2 separate regions of the Homo sapiens genome follow, and region 1 is linked to region 2. A link is a loop called in an ENCODE intact Hi-C map of the cell type or tissue named here. Cell type or tissue: ovary. All regions are shown on one strand. Each heading gives the region's core, and the rest is flanking DNA. Links, peaks and the distances in the headings are about the cores only. Region 1 holds the start of LOC105371667 (a long non-coding RNA gene). Region 2 has its middle 31 kb from the start of RGS2-AS1.

Evidence for each region. Peaks named below come from ENCODE experiments on the same cell type or tissue, not always from the same donor. Only the 100,000 strongest peaks of a DNase experiment are listed, where the experiment ranks them.
Region 1: it touches region 2 in a loop (9-fold over the local background); 2 of 110 quality-filtered maps call a loop at or near these places.

What each region holds. Positions count from the first base shown.
Region 1 is chr1:192,844,870-192,856,291 of GRCh38, forward strand. LOC105371668 (a long non-coding RNA gene) reads left to right here. Exons shown (of 3, transcript XR_922387.3): 2 at 2,132-2,305. LOC105371667 (a long non-coding RNA gene) reads right to left here and starts at 8,157. Exons shown (of 3, transcript XR_922386.2): 1 at 8,005-8,157. In ovary, for the core only: no CTCF peak of the experiment used is centred there; no DNase peak of the experiment used is centred there.
Region 2 is chr1:192,911,223-192,922,644 of GRCh38, forward strand. No RefSeq gene overlaps it. Among named protein-coding and RNA genes, the nearest start is that of RGS2-AS1, 31 kb to the right of the region's middle. In ovary, for the core only: no CTCF peak of the experiment used is centred there; a DNase peak (open chromatin) is centred at 2,566; H3K27ac peaks cover 410 bases; H3K27me3 peaks cover 256 bases.

The DNA.
Region 1 (11,422 bases), core at 1,719-9,718, 67 kb before region 2:
TTGAATATCAAAAAAAGTGGTCAACTTTTAACACTGACAAAGCTTCACACTGACAAGAATTTCTCTCATCCCCCAACTTCTTTCCAACTATTTTTATTTATTGTTAGAGTTGCATATTTTAACTTGTCCCCTTATTATCAGTCACTACCAGAAATTATAAATGCTGGCTCATTTTTTTAATAATAAATGCCACAATTCACATGCCCTAATAGCTGTTAAGAAGCAAGGATACAAACCAAGTAATTAGCTTTTAAAAGCCTTAAGTTTACTTTTTGTAAAAAGTAAATATTACCAATAAATATGAACAAACCACTTTTAGAATATGTTATATATATACCAGAAATTGGAGAAGTGTAAGGATAATAAAAGTCTTCAGCCTGTAGAGTAGATTATCTGCATCATGAAGTTCGGTCCAGAAGGTACCACTTTACAATGTGGTTAGTGATGAGCAAACCATCTGAAAAGTAATCCCTCAAAGGTAGCATGGTCTGGGATCAGTGTGAGGCATATAAAAATAAACGAGACACAGTTCTGTCCTTAGGAAGGTCACAGTCAACTTGGGAAGATAAGATACATGCATAAAAACTTCACTAGCAAAGCAGTGTATGATGTCGAAGTAAAGGGGGAAATCCGTGTAGACTAGGATGAGGGAACAAGGTATAATTTGAGCAGGAATTACAGGAAAAAAAGTGAGAAAATAGGTTAGAAAAAATATGAACTGGGTAAGAATCAAGGATGCACAAATTGGGGAGAATAAGTAGACATTTAGTCTTAAGTGGAGAATTTATTTAAGATTCAGTGGAAGATAAAGTTAGAAAAGTAGGTTAGGGTAAGATTTTAAAAGGCATTGAGTGTAAAGATGTCAAATTCTGCCCTTATCCAACCTTGTAAAACTGTATTTGAGGACAGGAGCTGTATCTTTTTTATTCTTGTAGTTTCCTGCTAGCTTAGCCTACTGCCTTTTCTTATAAGAAAATAGTGAGTAGGCACCCAGTGTGTGTGTGTGTGTGTGTAAAATTGAGTTAGCATCTATTGGAAATGCAAAACAATTAAAGGCTTTTAATAGTGACACAGCATGAGTAAACAATGTCTTAAGAAGATTTATCTACCTACACTAGATGATCAAGATGGGGGAAAGGCTGATGGTAAAGAGACCTCTTATGAATAGGAAAGTTAACCCTACTCTATATTTGTTTTATTAGAAGTATCACCTCTTATGGATTTATTTATTTATTTATTTATTATTTTGAGACGGAGTCTTGCTCTGTTGCCCAGGCTGGAGTGCAGTGGCGGAGTGCAGTGGCGCGATCTTGGCTCACTGCAGCCTCTGTCTCCCGGGTTCAAATGATTCTCCTCCTCAGCCTCCTGAGTAGCTGGATTACAGGTGCACACCACCACACCTGGCTAGTTTTTATATTTTTAGTAGAGATGGGGTTTCACTATGTTGGCCAGGCTGGTCTTGAACTCCTGACCTCAGGTGATCCTCCCACCTTGGCCTCCCAAAGTTCTGGGATTACAGGCATGAGCCACCGCAACTGGCCAATTTTTAAAGGCAATCTGGTAGTTAAGTTGGCATTCACAAAGATGCTCACATACTAATTAGCTCACCACATGACTATGTGGACACAAGTTGTACTAAATAAATGTCGTAATTATGATGTTTGTAATTATTATCAGCAGTAGCATCTAAGTTGCTACCAAACATTTCTAACACATTTAGAAAGTGTTAGGGCATGTATTCACTAGCTCTCAATTATAAGATTTTCCTGGAAGAAGAGAAGCAAAAACACTTTCAAGTTTCCTGTGGAAGACATGTTTTAAATTTTAAATTATTATTATTGATACATCACAAAATACTGAAACTTTTAAATAAGGTTTTGGTGGGAGTTTAGGCTTAATCTAATATGCAATATACATGAAAAACTGAGGGCAAACATGGCACTTCATGTCCAGACAGCTGGTTCATAAAAAGGAAAAATAAAGAAAAAGGAAGAAATGTTTGAAATTTAAGTTGGTTTTATCGTTGTTGATCATCATCACAATTGTACAAATAACTTTCATATATAGGCCCGGCTTTGGAATGAAAGTCACTAGGGAGGTTTTATATTTTATAGTGTTGTTCTGTTCCTAGGAGGATGCTGTGACCCCTCAATGGATATGCTAATCATCACATCAGAAGCACAACTAGCTTCAAATGGAAACCAGATTGCACTTGGTCACTGACGAAGCAGGAGATTAAACAAGCTACACTGTGTCTCTGGGAGAACAAAAAGCCAAAAGGCACATTTATCACCTCTGAATCACAGTAAGTCCTGCCTTCAAACAAGATTTTCTTCCCCATGCCCATTTTAAATAGTCAATTAGTAGGTGACAGGGAGGAGCCGAGAAAGGAGGGCCTGGGAATATTTAAAGTCCTGTAATGAGTCATCCCATAATAATATAAATGCATTGCAATGTGTAGAGTGATTTAAAGTTGAAACAAAATCTACCATAAATAAAGTTGGATTTTGGAAGTAGGTAGAGCTAGTTATATGCATAGAAGAAAGGAACAGTCACCTACTTAGGGGAATTTGAGAGACATCAAAAAATTCAACATTTTTCTATCTATAATACAAATCACTCTACCAAAGGGAGCATTTGTCATTTCTATCAGGTTACTGTTAATAAGCAAAAGCTTAACCTAAGTAGAAAAACTTAGAAGTCAGTAGAACATCAAAATATTTACTAATCCATTTACTGATTTGGCAAATATTTTTAATGCCTACCATTCTAGGGTCAAGGAGTAAAGAGGTGAATAGAATACAGTCCCTATTCTCATGGAATTTACTAGTGACCGTAAACAAATATATCATGTGTCAGTGGGTGATGGGTAAAATGAAGAAAAATAAACAGGTTAAGGATGATAATGATGGTGATGGGGGGAGTACAATTTCATACTGGATGGTTAAAGAAGGCCTCTCAGAAAGGAGACACTGGAGACTTGAAGAAGGTGAGGAATGAGCCATGTAAATATATCTGGCGAAAAAAAGATCCAGGCAGGGAACAACAATGCCAAACCCCTGGAGCAGGGCTACCCTTAGACTGTTCTATATATATAGGAAGCTGGCTGTTGTGATTGGAGTCAAGCAAGGGAAAGGGGTGGGAGAATAGGTTCATAAAGGTGCTGGGGCCAGAGAAGGGCAGAAAGATTCTATAGAACATTCAGGCCTTGTAAGTTATTTAGCTTTTGCTCTCAATGGAAACTGATTTGATGGTTTTGAGGAGAGTAATGAGGTGGCATTTTAAAAGGATTATTCTGGTAGCTGTATGGAAGATAGGAAGGGGAAGCCGGGAGACTAAAGAGACAGCTACTGCAGTAATCACATTCAGAGGTGATCCTGGCTCAGAGAAAGGAAAGTGCCCTTGAGGTGATAAGAAGTAGTTGTATTCATGATCTATTTTTCCAGATAGACCTGAAAGATTTGTTTATGGCCTAAGGCACATAGAATAATCAAAGATGAGCATAAGGTTTTTGGTTCAAGCAACTGAAAAACGATGGAGTCATCATACCAAGATGGGAAAACTGGGGAGGAGGTAAAACTGGGGGAGCAAGAGGAAGCTGGGATCAAGACTATGGATTTGAACATGTTACATTTGAGATGCCTAATAGATACCCAAATGAAAAAACCAAGTAGCCAGTTGTATGTATGGAGTTGCAGAGAGGTTGAAGGTGAAAGTATAAACTTGGGAATCGTCAGCTTTTAGAGGATATTTAAAGCTACGGCATTGGTTGAAGTTATGTAGAAACTAAAATAAAGAAGGTGAGAGTCTAATACTGAGACAAAATTTAGAAGTTGGAAACATGAGGAGGAACCAGCAAAGGCGAAACTAAGAAAAAGTAGGCAGAAGTTACGCACAAGAATAATCAGGAATGAATGGAACAGTGTCCTGAAAACCAAGTAAAAAACTTACCAAAAAAAAAAAAAAAAAAAGAGGAAGTAACTGTCAATGCTGCTGATCTGTCAGGTACATTAAGGATCCAGAATTTAACATTTGATTTGACAATTGTGTAAAGTCATTTACCACCTTGACAAAGGAAGTTTCTGTGGAGAGATATGAAGCTAGTATGATTGGAATAGCTTAAGGGAGAATTAGAGAGGAAAAACCAGAGACAGAGATTATGGACAACTCCTTTAAATAGTTTTATTGTAATAAAAAGAAGAGAAATGTGATGGTAATTGGAGAGAGATAGGATTCAAGGCAAGGATTGCTAAAATAAAATAAAAATTGTTTCAGCCAATTTATTTCTTGGTGGGGATCCAGGAAAGTGAGAGGAAGGAAAATGAAAAAAAGGCAGACAATTGCAGGAGCTTATGTCCTTTATTATGAGGGGTTGGGGCCCCGTGGACAATTTAAAATGATGATTGCTTTAAATAAGAGCCCTGAGAATAGTTCTTAATCATATTAATTGATTGGATCAGCAGCCTTTCTGAGTACTAATGATAATATGGTTTTATTGAGCACTCCCAGTGTACCAGGCACTGTCTTAATCACTTTATATATGCTTTGACTTGTCCTCAAAACAACTGTATGAATTAAATTGAGTCTACAACTTATTCCTTTATTTAATCATTGAACAAATAATTAATAAGAGCCTACTGGGTTCCAAGCATTGGATTGGCTGTTGGGGAATAAAAAGTGAACAGCAAAATTATTAGGTAAGAGTTGTGGAATGTTCATTATGTACCAAACCTTATACAAATAACTCTGTATTTATAGTCCAAATAACTCTGTATTTATAGTCTCATATACTTCTCACACCAACTCTAGGAGGTTTGTTTTATCGTTTTAAAGATTAGAAAACTGAGGTTTAGAAAAGTTAAATAGCTGGGCGCGGTGGCTCACACTTGTAATCTCAGCACTTTGAGAGGCTGAGGTGGGTGGATCACCTGAGGTCAGGAGTTCAAGACCAGCCTGGCCAACATGGTGAAACCCTGTCTCTACTAAAAATACAAAAAATTAGCTGGGCATGGTTGTGCATGCCTATAATCCCAGCTACTTGGGTGGCTGAGGCAGGAGAATTGCTTGAACCTGGGAGGCGGAGGTTGCAGTAACCCAAGATCGTGCCATTGCACTCCAGCCTGGACAACAAGAGTGAAACTTCATCTCAGAAAAAACAAAAAAAGAGAAAGAAAGAAAAGTTAAAAACACCAAGGGGAACACATCGATGATTCAAACTCTGGCTATGTGGTTCCACTCTGTTACTTGCACATTCCCTGCCTTCTACACAAGGTCATCCTTTCCATTTGCATTGTATAGAGAGGCAAAAATCATGTTAACAAAAAAAAGGAAAGAAAGAGAGAGAGAGAAGGAAAGGAATTGCAAAATGTGTCAAGTACAGAAAAATTCCAACTAGATGCAAATGCTGACAAGAATTTAGAGAAAAAAGACAGAGAGCATCTATTGGATTTGGCTACATAGAACTCACTAACAAACACGAAAAAGTTCTTTAGGAAGTAATAGTAGAATATGGATTGGAGAAAATTCTTCTAAATATGGTTTTCCTCCCTCCAGATAATTTCAAAAACAGTATTTTGGTTATTTTAGCTTATGCCCAACATTCACTATCAGGATACTGGCTAATCCTTGGCCATTATCACTCATCTCTCATTTTGCCCTTTCAGTTCCACCCACTCCTCATCATTCTCCTCAGCAATCCTGTCAAAAGTAATAGTAGAATATGGATTGGAGGGGGTGGAAGAGTACATGAGAGGTGGGGAGAGGAAGGATGTGATTATGAAAGGGAGCTGAGAAACGAGGAGAGACGTGTTTGCAAGTGAGGTCTTTTTCAACATAGGAGATATTAAGGCCTGTCTTCATGCTAATAGAAAAGACCCAGTAGAGAGGAGCAGTGTCTGTCGTAGAAAATATTGAAAGAACACTGTGCATTCCTAGAGAAAGCGAGAGAAAATAGGGTCTGTAACTCAAATGCAGAGAATAGCCATTAACACAAGAGGAACACTGCCTCTGTATTGTAAGGCAAAGAAGTAGAAAACAGGTGCACATGTGCATTGGTTTGTAAATTTGATAATGGGAAGGAAGACAAAGAAATTTGCTGATAAAAACAAAGCCAGAGTCTGAAGCCAGGTCTCTCTACAACAAAGCATCATGGCCACTGAATTGACAAAACAGCCTTAAAAACAATTTTCTCAGCCTGGCCAACATGGCGAAACCCCATATCTAGTAAAAATGCGAAAATTAGCAGGGCGTGGTGGCGCCTGCCTGTAATCTCAGCTACTCAGGAGGCTGAGGCAGGAGAATCGCTTGAACCTGGGAAGAGGTGGTTGCAATGAGCCAAGATCACGCCACTGCACTCCAGCCTGGATGACAGAATGAGACTCCATCTCAAACAAAACAAAACACAACTGTTCTCAGCTGCTGAGCAGTCTCTGCAGAAACTCATTATTTTCTGAGAGCAAAAATGGCCATAACTCTGCCTCAGCCTGGCTAGAGACATTTCTGCTTGTTCCTCCCTCTCAACAGGGTCACTGCTCAGATACTTCAGGAAAGAACAGAAAGAAGATAGCTTTCTTTATTCTGAGAAAAAGGGCAAGCAGGCAGATTCCTTCCCCACCATTTGTGGGAGAAGAACCTGTCCCACTTGGTTGAAATATTTGAAATATTTACCCTTACTGGACTTTAAGCTGTCAGTGAATGTTGCTCCTGTCAAATTTAGAAACGGTTTCAGAGAACCATTTATCTGAAATGCCAGTTGTTACAACGCTTTTCTCCTTTCCAGCCTCCCTCCACCTAACTTCCCCTCTTATTTCTCCACCTTATTCCTGACTGGTCCTCCCAGTCTTTACTAAAGCAAGATCAAAGCCTTTCTCTTCCGCCTACTCTCTTTCCTTCTCTTTGCCACCTATATTTTCTAATCTTTCTCTGTCAAGAAGTAGCATTCTTCCCATCCGAATCTTCAGGCTAAAATCCCATATTCCACATGGTAGTATTTGACATATGCCACATTTTGTTTTACAGAATGGTTTCTATGACGATCACAGAAAAGTCTTAAATTTAATTGTTTGAAAATCCATCTACATGTGGTTTTCCTCCCTCCAGACAACTTCAAAAACAGTATTTTGGTTATTTTAGCTTATGCCCAACATTCACTATCAGGATCCTGGCTTATCCTTGGCCATTATCATTCATCTCTCATTTTGCTCAGTCAATTCCACCCACTCCTCATCATTCTCCTCAGTAATCCTGTCAAAAAATCAATTTGCTGCTTCCTCTGCTATTAAAGTGGATTATCCAGTAATTATTTCCTTTTAAGGAAGAGAAATGAGGGTGGAAATAAGCTTGCCTCTGTTGATCCCTAACATAGGCATGACTGAATTTCTAGTGCAGGTACTGTACCACTTTAGATAATTTGCAGAGACTGCTGCACTTTAGTCAAGCCTTATTAAAATGGAAATCCTTGTTATAATTCAAGGGCACTTGCTGAATGGTACATTAACGTGTTCACTGAAAGCATTTGCTTTCAGGTAATATGTAATTACTAACATGACTATAATAAATGCTATTGAAGGGGAAGTCCTGTGTATGCCCAAGGCTAGGCCAGGGACAAAGAAATCCAGTAATCAGTAAGGATTATTAGCCCATAGGGAACTCAAAATTTTAAATAATAAAGCAATTTAGTTAGGGCTGTGGCTGCCATGGATTTAGTCCACCTAGGAGAAGAGAGGGTAAAGATATTATCAATATTTGGAAGTTATACCCTAAAACTTGAAATTCAGGACTGCCTCCTGAAAAAAATTAAACTGAAAATAACTCTGAGAGGTGGAAGTTGTTCCTAAAAATATCAGGCACTGTCCTGGGCAATGACTTGTAAATAGGAAGCTGAAATTGTCCTTGAATCAGAGTGCAGCTCTGGTTGGGATCTCTCAGTATTTAAACCTGTGGCATTGACAACCATATTAAGATATCTAAGGAAGAGAACAAAAAGAAAAGGAATAATACAGCTACCTGATCCTCATGCATTCTGTCACACTGTAACTCCAGAGATTGACCCAAAGGACTTCAAGAGTTCCATTTCTGGGTGTAAGTTCTTTGTAGAGAGCATTGATTCACACTAGTGACTGTTTTCACAGTTACATTTTGATAAAATTTCCAACTGACAGAAAAGCTGCAAGAATAGTACAAAGAATTCCTGTTTACTCTTAACCCAAATGTTAATGTTAATATTTTACATTTGCTTTATCATCTTTCTTTCTCAGTATATGTGTATAATTTTGTTTAACTATTTGATCGTAAGTTGAGACGTAATGCCCTTTTACTTCTAAATACTTCAGAGTATATTTCTTATCTAGCCATGTCACAATTATCAAAATCAAAAAATTAACATTGGTTCAATACTGTCACCTTTTTTCCACAGACTTTATTCAGATTTCACTAATGTCCCATTAATGTCCTTTATAATAATAACACAAATCCCAGCTCAAGCATTGATTCCATTGTCATGTCTCTTTAGCTTCCTTTTATCTGAAACTGTTCCTCAGTCCTTCATGGCAGTGACATTTAAATCATACACATCACTTGTTTTATGAATGACCCACAATTTGGATTTGTCAGATGTTTGTGATTAGGTTACCTTTAAGCATGTTTTGAAGAATATCGCAGAGTGATGTTCCTATCTTTCTAGTGCATCATATCAGGAGCTACTCATGTTGATTTGCCCTATTATTGGTGATGTCAACTTTAATCACTGTGTTAAGGTATTTTCTGCCAGGTTTCTCCACTGTAAAATTACTATTTTCTCCTTTGTAATTAATACAAATTTGATGGGGAGCTAATTTGATAATATGGAACTATCCTATTATTTCTCAAACTTTTACACATTAATGGTAGCATTTATCAGTGATTTCTGCCTGAGTTAATCACTATTATCATGGCTGCCAAATGGTCATTTCCCCCATTCCACTGTCATTTGTTGTCAGCTTTCTACTATAAGGAAAACCTTTCCCTCCTCTCCTTTGATTTTATTTACTTACATATCAGTATCAATTCATTCTATTGATCATAATTCATACATATAAATACAATGGATTATAATTTTGCTATCATTATTTATTTCAATGCTCAAATTTGAAACAGATTTAGCCATAACGCAGTGATTTTTTTGAAATTCAGATTTCCGACTTTTATTGAAAAGTCAGTGCTCTGGCAAAACTGGGGCAATAATGCTTTGGATCAGAGTGACTGAGAGAACCTCAAAGAGGCCTGACTTCTCCAGTTTCCAAATTCCCCTCCGGGTTGAATTTACCCATTTACATTACCTAAGCTAGATTGATGCCTCTTATTCTATATGACAGAGATACCCTTCATAAATTGATGGAAATTATTTTTATTTTGGCTTTAATCTCACCAAAGGAAATTTCTAATTATGATTCCTGTATAGATAACTACACGAAGAACATGAGCTGACTATGAAGGTTGTTAGCTTCTCCCTTCTCCTGCTGTTTTCTTACAGTAAATTATTAAATTGGTATTTTGATATCTACTTAAGTTTTGTTTGGATTTTAGCTATTGCTACTTAGTCTCTCAAGACCCTTTTAGACATGGACATCAACTAGAGTATGTCGTGGGCCTTCAAAGGAAAGGCCAAGTTCCATAGCAGCTAGTCAAGATACTACCTGGCCTTCTCTGCTTTAGTCAGAATCTTGTTAGACCACTGGCACACTTTTATCCTCAAATGTTTACAGAGACTGAAGAGTAAATTACAAAGCAAGAGTAGTTGTTTGAGGAGGGAGGATGTTTATATGGTGGGTTAACATTGATAGAAAAGATGGTACAAATGGAAGCTGGTGACTTGTTACCTTAAGCAAACAACTTGCTTAGGAAAGAGAAGAGAAAACAAGGACATTAGAGAAGAGAATCACAGAAGACTGACTAGAAACAGTGAAATGATCAGAAAGGTCTGATCAAAAAAGTGGAAGAGGAAAAAAAAAAAACACCTAAGGAGAGGGTAAGGTAAGTCCCAAGCAAACCACCTAGGTTTCTTATTGTGGTATAAGTTGTATCTAAATGGCTTATGGTTCAATGTTGTCTTTTCTTAATAGTCCAGTTTAGGGTAAGGAGGCTCTGAACTAATGATTAATGGGGATCTCCAGTAGAAAGTGTCATAATATAACATGTTGTTATAATTCTGGTGTGATTTAGTAGTTAATCTATTGAATCAAATTGTCTTTTTGGAAGTGTAAATGAATACAATTACAATTAAATCTATAATTTTTTTTTTTTTTTAGATGGAGTCTCACTCTGTCACCCAGGCTGCAGTGCAGTGGTGCCATCTGGGCTCACTGCAACCTCCGCCTCCCGGGTTCAAGCGATTCTCCCACCTCAACCTCCCCAGTAGCTGGGATTACAGGCGTGCGCCACCACGCCCGGCTAATTTTTGTATTTTAGTAGAGACGGGGTTTCACCATGTTGGCCAGGATGGTTTCTAACTCCCAAGCTCAAGTGATCCACCTGCCTCAGCCTCCCAAAGTGCTGGGATTACAGGCATGAGCAACCGCAACCAGCCTAAATCTATAATTTAATGCATACATAATGTCAAACTATTTTTCAAGATCATGGAAAATGTTGAAGATTTTTTTTTTTTTTTTTTTTTTTTTGAGACAGAGTGTTGCTCTGTGGCCCAGGCTGGAGTGCTATGGCACTATCTTGGCTCACTGCACCCTCTGCCTCCCAGGTTCAAGCAGTTCTCCTGTCTCAGCCTCTCCAGTAGCTAGGACTACAGGTGCATACCACCACACCTGGCTAATTTTTGTATTTTTAGTAGAGACGGGATTTCACCACATTGGTCTGGCTGGTCTCGAACTCCTGACCCCACGTGATCCACCCGCCTTGGCCTCCCAAAGTGCTGGGATTACAGGCGTGAGCCACCACTCCTGGCCAATAATTTTAAACTTTAAACTTAAATAATCTTTTATTGTTAAAGAAATAAGAAAGATTATAAACCTATGGAGCTATTAACTAGGATGTTAAAATTGACTTCTATATGTCTTGACCCTAAGATAATATTATTAATGTGGAATTTGTAGCTTGCATGAAATATTACTAACTCATAGCTTTCCTCCATACACATTTTACAGTTATGGTTGCTCTAAGTAGTCAAAGTTGTCATTCATAGGGTGGAATAGCATAGCAAAAAAGAGAAAACAGAAAAACTCAAATTAGAGTAACAAAATTTTTTAAAATTATGAAATGACACACCTAAACCTTCACTAATATCCTAAAGTGAATAGACTAAATTGACTTTAAAGAGAAACAATAATTACTCTTCAAAGGAATCAGTTGTGAAAAAGAGTAAAATGTGGAGGAGAAGCCCCAAAAACACTGTGAAAAGGCACTGCTATAAGAGTTTGGAGCTCAGAGTTGCTAT
Region 2 (11,422 bases), core at 2,187-10,186:
TTCATTTCAGGCACAGCTGCTACTCAACTGATGTTACCCTGTTATGATTTGGTAGCTGATGGAACTTCATGTGTCCCCTGTGATGGAGACACAAACTTTTCCTGCAACGAAAAGTAGATGCTGAGGGGCCAGGAGTGATGGTACCAGACGTCTTGTTTACCCCTCTGGATCCCAGGATGCTGTTCAGTGTGGAATACATCCGTCGGCTCCTTTGCCTCCTAGTCTGCAGTTGAGTTCCTGTAGAGTCCCAGCAGGAGGTCTGAGGGAGTGATGAGAATGAGGTGAGGCCAATTACTCCCCCGCTCCCACCTGGAAGTTCCCTCTGGCAGGCTGCGTCCCACATTCAAGTTATACAGTTCCTATAACAGAGGGTCTCTCCACAAGACGCTCTCTTCTCAGGTTCTTTTTGAGAGGTGAAGCCAGCTGGGCTTCTGGGTCTGGTGGGGACTTGGAGAACTTTTCTGTCTAGCTAAAGGATTATAAATGCACCAATCAGCACTCTGTGTCTAGCTAAAGGATTGTAAATGCACCAATCAGCACTCTGTAAAACAGACCAATCAGCACTCTGTAAAATGGACCAACTAGCAGGATGTGGGTGGGACCAAATAAGGGAATAAAAGCAGGCCACCCGAACCAGCAGCGGCAACCCACTGGGGTCCCCTTCCACGCTGTGGAAGCTTTGCTCTTTCACTCTTTGCAATAAATCTTGCTGCTGCTCACTCTTTGGGTCCACACTACCTTTATGAGCTGTAACACTCACCACGAAGGTCTGCAGCTTTACTCCTGAAGCCAGCAAGACCACGAACCCACTGGGAGGAATGAACAACTGCAGACGCTCCACCTTTAAGAGCTGTAACACTCACTGCAAAGGTATGCAGCTTCACTCTTAAAGCCAGCGAACCCACCGGGAGGAACGAACAACTCCCGACACGCTGCCTTTAAGAGCCTTAACATTCATTGCAAGGGTCTGCCGCTTCACTCCTGAAGTCAGCAAGACCACGAACCCACTGGAAGGAAGAAACTCCGGACACATCCGAATATCAGAAGGAACAAACTCCTGACACACCATCTTTAAGAACTGTAACACTCACCGCGAGGGTCTGCGGCTTCATTCTTGAAGTCAGCGAGACCAAGAACCCACCAATTCCTGACACATTTTGACAACTCACTTTCCACTTCATGCCTAAGGATGGGTAACAGCCTCACTATATTCCTTTTCCTTTTGCTCACCTGCACACACTGTATAAGTGGCCCCTTTACGAAACCCTCTTTGATTTATCCTATTTTTAATATTCCATCTTTTCACTACTGAGCCTTGCTTGAAGTAATAACTGTAGAATTCATGTGAAGGGTGTACTGGAGAATATGAGAATTTACAAGAAGGAGGACTGGTTTGGGGTCCTTTCTCTTTCAGCAAGTATTAACCGAGTACCTGCCCTGTGTCTTGTGCCAAGTAGCATTCTACAGCAGTGAAGAAGAGAGGCAGAGTCCTTGCCCTCAAGGAGTTATGGGAGGACAAATAATAAACAAGTGAACAAATAAATGAGGTAACTTTAGGTCATAACCTGAGCTTTTAAGGAGACACACAGCATGATGAGATGGACAGTAAATGAGTTGAATCTGTTTCAGATAGTTTGGTCCAAAAAGGCCCCACTGAGCAGATGACAGAAAAGACATTGAGAAGGTGGAATCCACAGTATTGATTATTGATTAAATGTAGAAAATAAAGGAGAAAAGAAGATAGAAGTTTATCCCAAGATTTCTGTCTGTGTAACTGCAAGAAAATGGCACCACCTATATTTAAAACAGATATGGAATAGGTTTATGTTTTCTGGCAGGGGTTGCAAATAAAATATCCCCTCTTTTTGTAAATAAAATGTTATTGAAATGCAGCCACACTCATTTGTTTACATATTGTCTGTGGTTACTTTCACTCTGCAACGGCAGAGTTGTGTAGTTTCAACATTATATGGCCAGATAAGTTGAAAATACTATCTGGGCCTTTATAGAAAAGTTTACTGAGTTCTTCTCTATGGCATGTTGACATAGCATCATAATTTATAGGAAACCGAGGAGGAGTCAATTTCTCTAGGAATTTTCTAGCAGATTGAGTAATGGTCTGTTTAACTAACGTTTTGTGCCCTTGAGTGGGAGGAAAATTCACACTCAAGCTTAATCAGTGAATGGGGAATGGGATAATTTCACTTTCTCATTTCTCAAATAAACTTGCCCTGAACTCTATTAGAGATAACCACACTTAATAATATTGTATATTTCAAAATTGTTGAAAGAATCGACTTTTAATGTTCTCACCACACACACAAAAAAATGGTGTTGGTGAGGTGATGTATACGTTGATTAGCTGGATCAAATCTTTCTATGATGCATACATAGATCAAAACATTCAGTTGTACCCCACAAATATACACAATTATTATTTTTCAACTAAAAATAAATTTTTAAAAATTTAAATATATATTCCAAAAAAAAAACAAGAAAGAAAGAAATTCACCTGTGCGTGATAAACAGGCAGAAAAGAAAGCTCCACCCACTGGCGCTGGGCCCAACTCCTCCTTGTGAATTCTGCATGACCAAGGAGCTTGCAGTTCTCAGTTTGCTGCATATTTCTCAGGTCCCCACCCCCTTGAACTGTTGATTCTAGCTGCTAAAAACACCTCATCCACCCAACAACATCTACATCAGAGAAGATGACTGAAATCAGAGAATCCTCCCCCACCACCCACTTTGCTGCCTCTGAAGAAGCCTCTACCACTGTCTGCACGTTAAGACTTGCTTGAGGCCTTCCACTCCCAGAGAAGGAGCCAAAATTATCCTAACATGGCTCTCAGTTGTAGGCAAATCTGTTGATCCACTATGTCATCTACAAAGTAATTTCTTGCAAAGTTGAATTAACGTTAGTCCCAAGGACAGCTGATGTTTGAAATGATGTATTTTATTTCAAAATAAGACTGTGTCCACAGATTATCCCTGCTCCTATTTTAAGATTGGAATCTAATAAACAGCACAGGCTGCTCTACCATCATTTGCTGCCTTACCATTTGTTTGTATCTATTTTTCTGTTACTATTTTTGGCTATGCTTTTAGCCACAGGATTGAGTCTGAAAGCAGGCAGATATGGACTCAAGAAAGATAAATCATGGCTTAAATTTGTTCTCAAAGGATGAAGACCAAAACAATGTTCTCCTATTTAAAGAGCACTCAGATCTGGCTAGTTAATTGCCAATTTTGAGCAACCTAAAAAACATGACAAATTTATAGGTGTCTAGTCATTAACGTTCATAGTATAAATAAACCCTCATTTGGATCATCTTAAATTCATAAATTTCAGAGCAAAATAGATGTAGAGTTCCGTGGTCAGGAAAAAGAATGCTGGACTTGGATATTAAATGATCTGGGCATGAATTTAAGCTTTGCCCTTTCCTCTGTTCAACTCCAGCCAAGTCACTTAATCTCTATAGCATGAAGTTTCCTATTTGGAAAAGGAAGGGATTGGATTGGTTCAACAAGGTATCTTCAAGTACTAAACATCTATGAGTCAACATCTGTTCTAGTTTAATTCCTCATTTTATAAATGCAGAAACTGACACACAAAGGTGAAATCTAAGGCAGCTAGTTAATGATTTAGCTGAGTTTGGGATCAGTCTTCTAATATTTTGTTTTAAATTAACTGTGAGTGTGTGTGTTTTCTGAAGAGCTCAACATCATAGAAATCCAGTACCCTTGGCCCTGGACCTGTCTCCATGTGCATTTCTGCATCCTTTCGTAATTAGAATTTCTGTTCTTGGGACAGAAGGAAATAGAGATCATACAGCGGCACCCTACTCTATTTACAGGCAAGAACTGGCAAGACATACCAACTGGAACATCAGAGCTGGGGGCACATCTCAGTTTCTAGAACATCTAAGAACCTGAACAATGGTGTGGCTTGTATTGACTTTCAGATCAAGTGATGTTTTCCCAATTTTCTTAGTAATGAATGATTTACAAAGAAAGCTAGTGATTAAACATTATTTGTGTGTTTTCTGTAATTAAAAATCATTTTCTTGGAGTCACTCAGAGCTTAGTATAATGATTTTATTGTGGCATTATTTTAATTTTACTGTGGAAATAAGGATTATACCAATTTCCTTAGACTCAAAAGCTGTGGAATGGAAAATTCTGCTTGTGGAAGCACATGTCTGTTGGATAATTCTAAAATAAAATTTTACTTTTAAATAGCACTGGTCTCTGTCACAGGAGGCATTTCGTCAAGAACACAACCACTTACTAAATTTTATTCTTCTGAAATGTAAACGTACTTTTGCAAATTTTATTCAATGGCAATGACAATCCTATAACCAAACAATATGAATCCAGTCTATTTATTCAGGATACTTTGTTTAGTACTGTGCATAATTAAAATGAAAATGTCACTGCCCTGCAAATAAATGAAATGTTCACTAGATGATGAATTAAATACATTGTGACACATTCATAAAATGGAAGACTATCCATTTAAAGACGTGTTTTGAGAAAAAAATGTTTAAAATAGATGAAAACATTCATTAGTATTTTTAAAAAGGTTACAGAACTATTTGCACCTTGTGATCCCATTTTGTATGTCTGTGTGTATACAATTCTAAAAATTGATTACTTTGGAAATATCAAGTCAATTTCAAGAAAAGTATTTTAATTTTTTTCTTTGATACGGAACAATTCATTCCTGTCATTCTCCCTACCCCACTTCACTGCCACCTACTTCCCCAAAGACACCATTTCCTTTGTCCTCATAAGAATTCATATGAATTTAAAACTGCATCATTCTCTTTCTTTTTACAATTAATGTTAAAAGCTTCGTAGTTCAATTACAGTAAGAAAATCTGGAGTCTAAAGTAGATTTGTCTCCCTGGTTTTTTTTTTTTCCAGTTAATGAGGAAGTGTGTTGGTCTGATGCTCTAAAATGAATCAATTTTGGAAATACTATAAATCATAGATATTGCAACTTCAAGGCCAATGTTACTTCCTTGTATAACTGGAAAAGAGGAAACCTACACACACATTGTCCCAATTCCTGGTCCTTGGGGGCTGTTTGTACTGAAGAACTGTTAATTGCCTTGTTTTGATTTACACAAAATGAGGTGGGGACACCCTTCCTTGCCTAGAAGAGCCATTGGCCTAGAGCAAGGAAAAGAAATGTTGAAGTTTTGACTTTTTTCTTTTCTTTTTTTTTTTTTTTGAGACTGTGCCCCTCTCTGTCACACAGGCGGGAGTGTGAGCTCAGGCAACTGCAGCCTCCACCTCTGGGGCTTAGGTGATCCTCCTACCTCAGCCTCCTAAGTAGCTGAGACTATAGGCACAAGCCACCATGCCCTGCTAATTTTTGTATTTTTTGTAGAGACGGAGTTTCTCCGTGTTGCCCAGGCTGGTCTTGAACTCCCAAGCTCACATGACCCACTCGCCTCAGCCTCCCAAAGTGCTGGGATTACAGGTATGAGCCAGCTTTGGCCTCTTTGAATAGCTACCAATAGAAGGCTTTGTGATGGGCCCTGGTTTTTTGGGGAGGTGGCCCAGGGAAGTGGAGTAGGATGGAGAGTGACCTTGAGCTTGTTAAAAGAAAAACTTCAGCCGAATTAAATTTGAAAGAGTTTAATTGAGCAATGAATGATTTGTGAATCGGGCAGCCCCCAGAATCACAGCAGATTCAGAGAGACTATGGTGCAGCCATGTGCTGGAAGAAAATTTATGGACAGCAAAAGGAAAGTGACGTAAGAAAACGGAAGTGAGGTACAGAGACAACTGAATTTGTTATGGATCAGCATTTGCCTTATTTGAACACGGTCTGAACAGTTGACTACATTGATTGGCCAAAACTCAGTGATTGGTATAGGTGTGGGCTATGGTCAGTTTATACCACCACTTGTTATAGTTCAGAATGAATGGAAAAACCTTCAGGCTGAACTTAAATATGTAAGGAGGCAGCTTCAGGCCAAACTTGATTTAACAAGCTGCTTAATAATGTGAGTCCCTGTACTGATACTGAAGTAGTTACATGGAGTGCCAGCCTCGCTCTGCTCACATCTACTTCATTGAGCTTATAAACCCATTGCCCAGCTGCTAGGAGTATTGGCTGCCAGCAGCTCACACCTATTCCCCTACTCCAAGCCTCTGCCCAGTAGGGTCGAGTGCGGGACCTTAGTCTCTGCCATCCTTCTACCAGAGCCCACAGCCCATGACTGTCATTGGCTACAAAAGTACAGCCATCATACCTCAAGAAGGACACCCTCTGGAGTGTGACTTTATGCTCTGGAGCCCAGCCCCCTCACCCACCCCATCTCCTGGATCAGGCCTGAGACAGATTTCATCTGAGCTCACATCCTTGCCTGGCTCCATGCCTCCCCTGCCCTACCTCCCTCAGTCTCTGAGAGGTTTTTCCTGAAGAGCTTATCCTCAATCACAGGTACTCCAGCCCCTGGCGCGGGCCCTCCTTCTAGGGAGCCCAATCTAAGACAGATATTTTTGGCTCAAGGAAATGATTTTATTTCCTGAGCAAGTATCTGTATTGTCCAGTATCTGAGAACTAATGTCTATCTTCGAGCATATGTGTGTCTGTGGGTGGCTCACTAGTTCACTGCTGATGGTCATGACAAATTGTCCTTCTGTCCTGGCCTTGGAATGCCAAAGGCCAGCCCAGAGGGCCCTGCAGAGTCCCACTGTCATGGTAGCCATCTAGAATGAATAACTCTGATCCCTGTGTCCTGCTGATCATCTACAGTAGGATAGCTCTGGGGGCAAGACTAGCTCTGTGTGAAGGCACTGAGAACTCTTAAAGGAGAAGGTGGGCAAAGATTCTGTGTATTGCGGAATATTTCTCAAACACAACGGACAATCTGAACTCCACTCTTGTTCAATAATTTCCCCTCCCTAAAAAGCACTTCTTCCTTCTTACAGCTTCTCTAATGGTACTCACCCTTCAAGACACTACTGTGCTCATGTTCTCCATCCTCTATGTCATCAGAAAGACTCTCTGCCACAGAAATCTCTCCTCTCTCCAACTTTATACAACTCTTGCTTGCCTATGCTATTCTTTTAGCACCTCTCATATATTATCATGCATTCTTCCTGTTATCTTCATGTTCACGTCCCTTCTCTTTAATCCTTTAAATGTACTCAAGGATAAGGACTATGCCTTACCCAGAATCTCCCTAAATATTATGCACATGACACATACTCAGTAAATATTTATTAATCATGTTGGCATGTATATTTGCTGCATTTAACTTGTTAAATGATACAGGATTTTGTGAGGAACTGCTTATTAAGATCTTTTCCTAGCCTAGGAGATTACCAAATGATTGCAGGGATTGACAAGGAGTTGGTGTTTTGTTGAAAGCAGAGATACACAATTCAAGTTCAAAGAGGGCTTGGTTTTTGCAGGTAGAGCCCTGCTCTGCCCTCAGGTACAAGAGAGGATGACCTGCTTTGACATCCTTTAGCCATAAGAGATGTAAGAGGGAACTCTATGCCCCCAAACAGGGATGTTGGGGAGGAGGAGGAAGGCAGTGTTTATAAGGAGAGGCTGTCTTCTTTTATTAACAGCTTTTTATGAATGCTTTGTCTCGAAAAATGTGAGCTTAATTCAAGGAAACTTGCTTCTGAAGTTTTGGGTAACTGAGAGACAGTGATAATGGTACTTTGTTACCCAGTTGGATATCCTCTGAGCCACCAGAATGGCCAGTCCACCCCAGTGGTACTAGTGAATAGGAGAAAATTAGCATGGCAGAGAGGAACTGAATCCTCCCCTGGAGGTACACAAGACAGTACTTGTCTGTGCCATCAGTCTCCAGAGTTGGGGCCACAGAGGATGGAATGGAGCCCTGGTCAAGCAAATTGTTCCTGCCTGCTTCAGATGAATCGTGCCTGAAACTACCAACTAGAGGCCTGTAGACAAGCAGCTAGAGCAACCACGATGAAAAACAGAAACCAAACAACATCTTCACCATCACAGACATGGGGCTATCCCACTGATGTGGGACAGTCGAGCCCAGAACTGGGGCTTAGCCCAGGAAAGTTCTTGGCTTCACACAGGAAAGAATTCAAGAGCTAGCCAGTGGTAGAAGAAACCAGTTTTATTGAGGCAACAGCGTTACAGCTTTGTGACTGCTCCAGCAGAGTAGGGCTACCCTCTAGGCAGAGTAGCAGGTCTGGGGATGTCATGCAGTCATTTTTATACGCACTTTTAATTCCATGCAAATTAAGGGGTAAGTGGGTTGTTTAGGAACTTATAGAAAAAAGGTAATTTCCAGGTCATTGCCATGGAAAGGGGTGGTAACTTCTGGGTGTTTTCATGGCAATGGTAAACTGACATGGTACTAGGGGGGCATATGTTATGGAGAAGTCCCTGTTTCAGCCAGTCTTCAATCTGGTCAGGAGTAAAGTCCCACCTCCTACCTCAACACCATGTTCACTAAAGTGATGTTGCCTTTCTCCACCCCTGACCCTGAAGGAGCTTACATAAGAGGAAGGAGAGCATGTTGAGTTGAATATGAGATTGGAATTTATAAGTGGATAAGATGTTTAAAGCATAATAACCAGGACCAGCTACATAATTTGCAGAGTCCAGTGCAAAATGAAAATGTAAACCCCCTTGTTTAAAAAGCAAGAAAAACATACCCTTAAAAGTACTGAAATGTACAATTTTTTCCTTTCATCCACATGGTCTCTCTCAACCTGTGATGGTGATTTCTTACTCACTGTTTAATGTCATGATCCCTCAAGCACAGGGATAATGAAGGGGCAGTGCTGACCTTCATAGGCTCCTGAACTAAATTGCAGGGTGCATGCTATCCTTGGGCATGACAGCTCCTGGGTTTCTCCTGCCAGGAGCTGCAGATTCCCAAGGGTATTGCAACCTCAACACCAGGACACACACACCCCCACTGAATTGCCTGCCAAACACACCTTGGCGCTGCTGGTGCTGCTAGTCCGGGGCAGGCACCTTTGCAGAGACGCTGTGGGGCCCATGCCGAACTCAACCTTTTTTCCTGCCACTGCACTCTTACTAAATTTTTTGCCTCAGGCAAATTACCTAGCCCTTTTGCACCCCATGGTACTCATCATACAAAATTGTTTGAGGATTAAGGAAAGCAAAGCACATACATTGGTCTTTACCCTCCTCCTCAAAAATCTAGGCAGACTCCTAGGCCACGATGTAAGGAACGCAGCATTCTATAATTGAGTGTAATTCAGTAATTTTCCTGAAGTACTGATTGCCTGACCCTAATAGATAGTTTTTCTGGGAATGCTGCCTGCTAAGATTTAGTCTCATCCCTCTTACATGGGAATATACTGTTTACCCATCAAGGAGGTTTTGGGTTGGGGCCCAGAAGTGCTGTGACTGGCCGGAGAAGGACCTTAAAAGGGCAGGAACAGAGAAGCCCAGGATATAGACAAAATCAGAATTCTAACCAATGAAACACTTTGATAATGCCCAGGAACACATAAGGCAAACCACTATTGTTTTGTAGATACATGTATGATGCACTTCAGAATATTAAAAAATCTGAGTGCAGTACAGAGTTGTTCTTATAGAAGGGTTTTCTCTTTTGCTTCATAGAGTATTCAATAGAAAATTTTATCTAAAGATCATAATGTATTCAAGCATTTACACCATAGACACTCAATAAATGAGAAAGAAATCAGAACGTTTTAATACATGTGTTTGAGTCACAAATAGTTATAAACAAAAAAGCAAAGTTAGTAAATCAATGCTTTTTTAAGAGTTTGAAGGAACTTTGTAAAGTAAATAGTTCAAGACTGTTATTCTACACATGTGGCTATTTAGGTTTAGTGAGGATAAGCAATTTGTCCAAACTAGGTAATGATAGTAGCAACTATATATTACTCCAAAGGATATAAGTCATTGCAGATTATTATTTGACATATAATTGTTAAATTTATACATACATTATATATATACAATTTATACATAAATTATGTATATATATTAGATTTGTGAATGTTTTATATTTTATATGTACATAGAATTCTTCACATTCCCTTTTATATTTGTTTTATATAATATATATAGCAAAGAAATAAACACTTTTCTACCTGTATATTTGTAAGAATATATATACAGTTAGCTCTCTGTATTCTTGGGTTTCACATGCATGAATTCAACCAAATGCAAATGGAAAACATTCAAAAAAGAAATTGCATCTGTACACATGCGGATTTTTTTCTTGACATTACCCCTAAACAATACAGTTTTGCATAGCATTTACATTGTATTAGGTATTATAAGTCATCTAGAGATGTTTTAAAGTGTACAGGAGGATGTTCATAGGTTATATGCAAATACTGTACTATTTAATATGAGGGATTTGAGCATCTAAGGATTTTGGTTTCCAAGAGTTACCAAAGGACAACTGTATACTACCTACATAATATATATATAATAATATATATATGCACCAGTTCATTAAGTACATATGAATTAATTTAACTCTTCATTCCCTACAGCACTTAGCAGAATACCTTGCACATATGGCATACTTGATCAACTTTAAGAAATTAGTAAATTCAAGTTCATCCTCTTTCATAGTCCATACCATGCCAGATTTACTGCTTCGAGGAGCACCAAAGAAGTAGCAGAGGGTTCCCCAGTCTCCACACAGACTCTATCCCACCTCCATATACTCTGATAAAGAAATGGAAATCTAGAGACACTGAATGGCATGGTCATTGTCACACAACATGGTAGGTATAGGACTGGAACTAAAAAAGCACAGATCTTCTACATTAGAAGCACATTCTATCATCTGGAACTTTTTACTTCAAAGGTAGTCTTAGTTATCTTTTCTTAGGAAACTACTGTCTTCCCCAACTAGAATGTAATCTTCTTGAGAACAGAGATAAAGTCTTTTTTCTTTTTGTACAGCTGCTCTCTCCACCCCAAAGTGCTTACATAACTTGCCCATGATATTAATTAATAAAGAGGTTATTGTGAGGCTTGAAGAGCATAATGGTTTTAAAACCTTCCATAAAAAGGTAGAGTCAAATTCTCTCCTTCAATACAAGTGGCCTTAGTGGCTTGCTTCTAATAAAATAAGGCAGCAGAAGCAATACTATGTGCCTTCTGAGGATAAGTTAGAAAAGGAGACATAGCTTTGGCCTGGCACTCTCTCTCAAGACACATGCTTTAGAAATTCTTTGCTGATGTGCAGGAAGTACAGCTACCCTGCAGCTATAATACCATCTAGAAAGACCACTTGCCATGCAGAGATAGAGACAGGCTCAAGGTTTCCCACAGCCCAGGCCTCAGCTGTTTGAGTCTTCCCTGTGTCACCAACTAGATATGAATGAAATAATGATTTCAGTCCCCAGTCTTTGAAACATTACCAGATGAAGCTGGTTGGAGTAG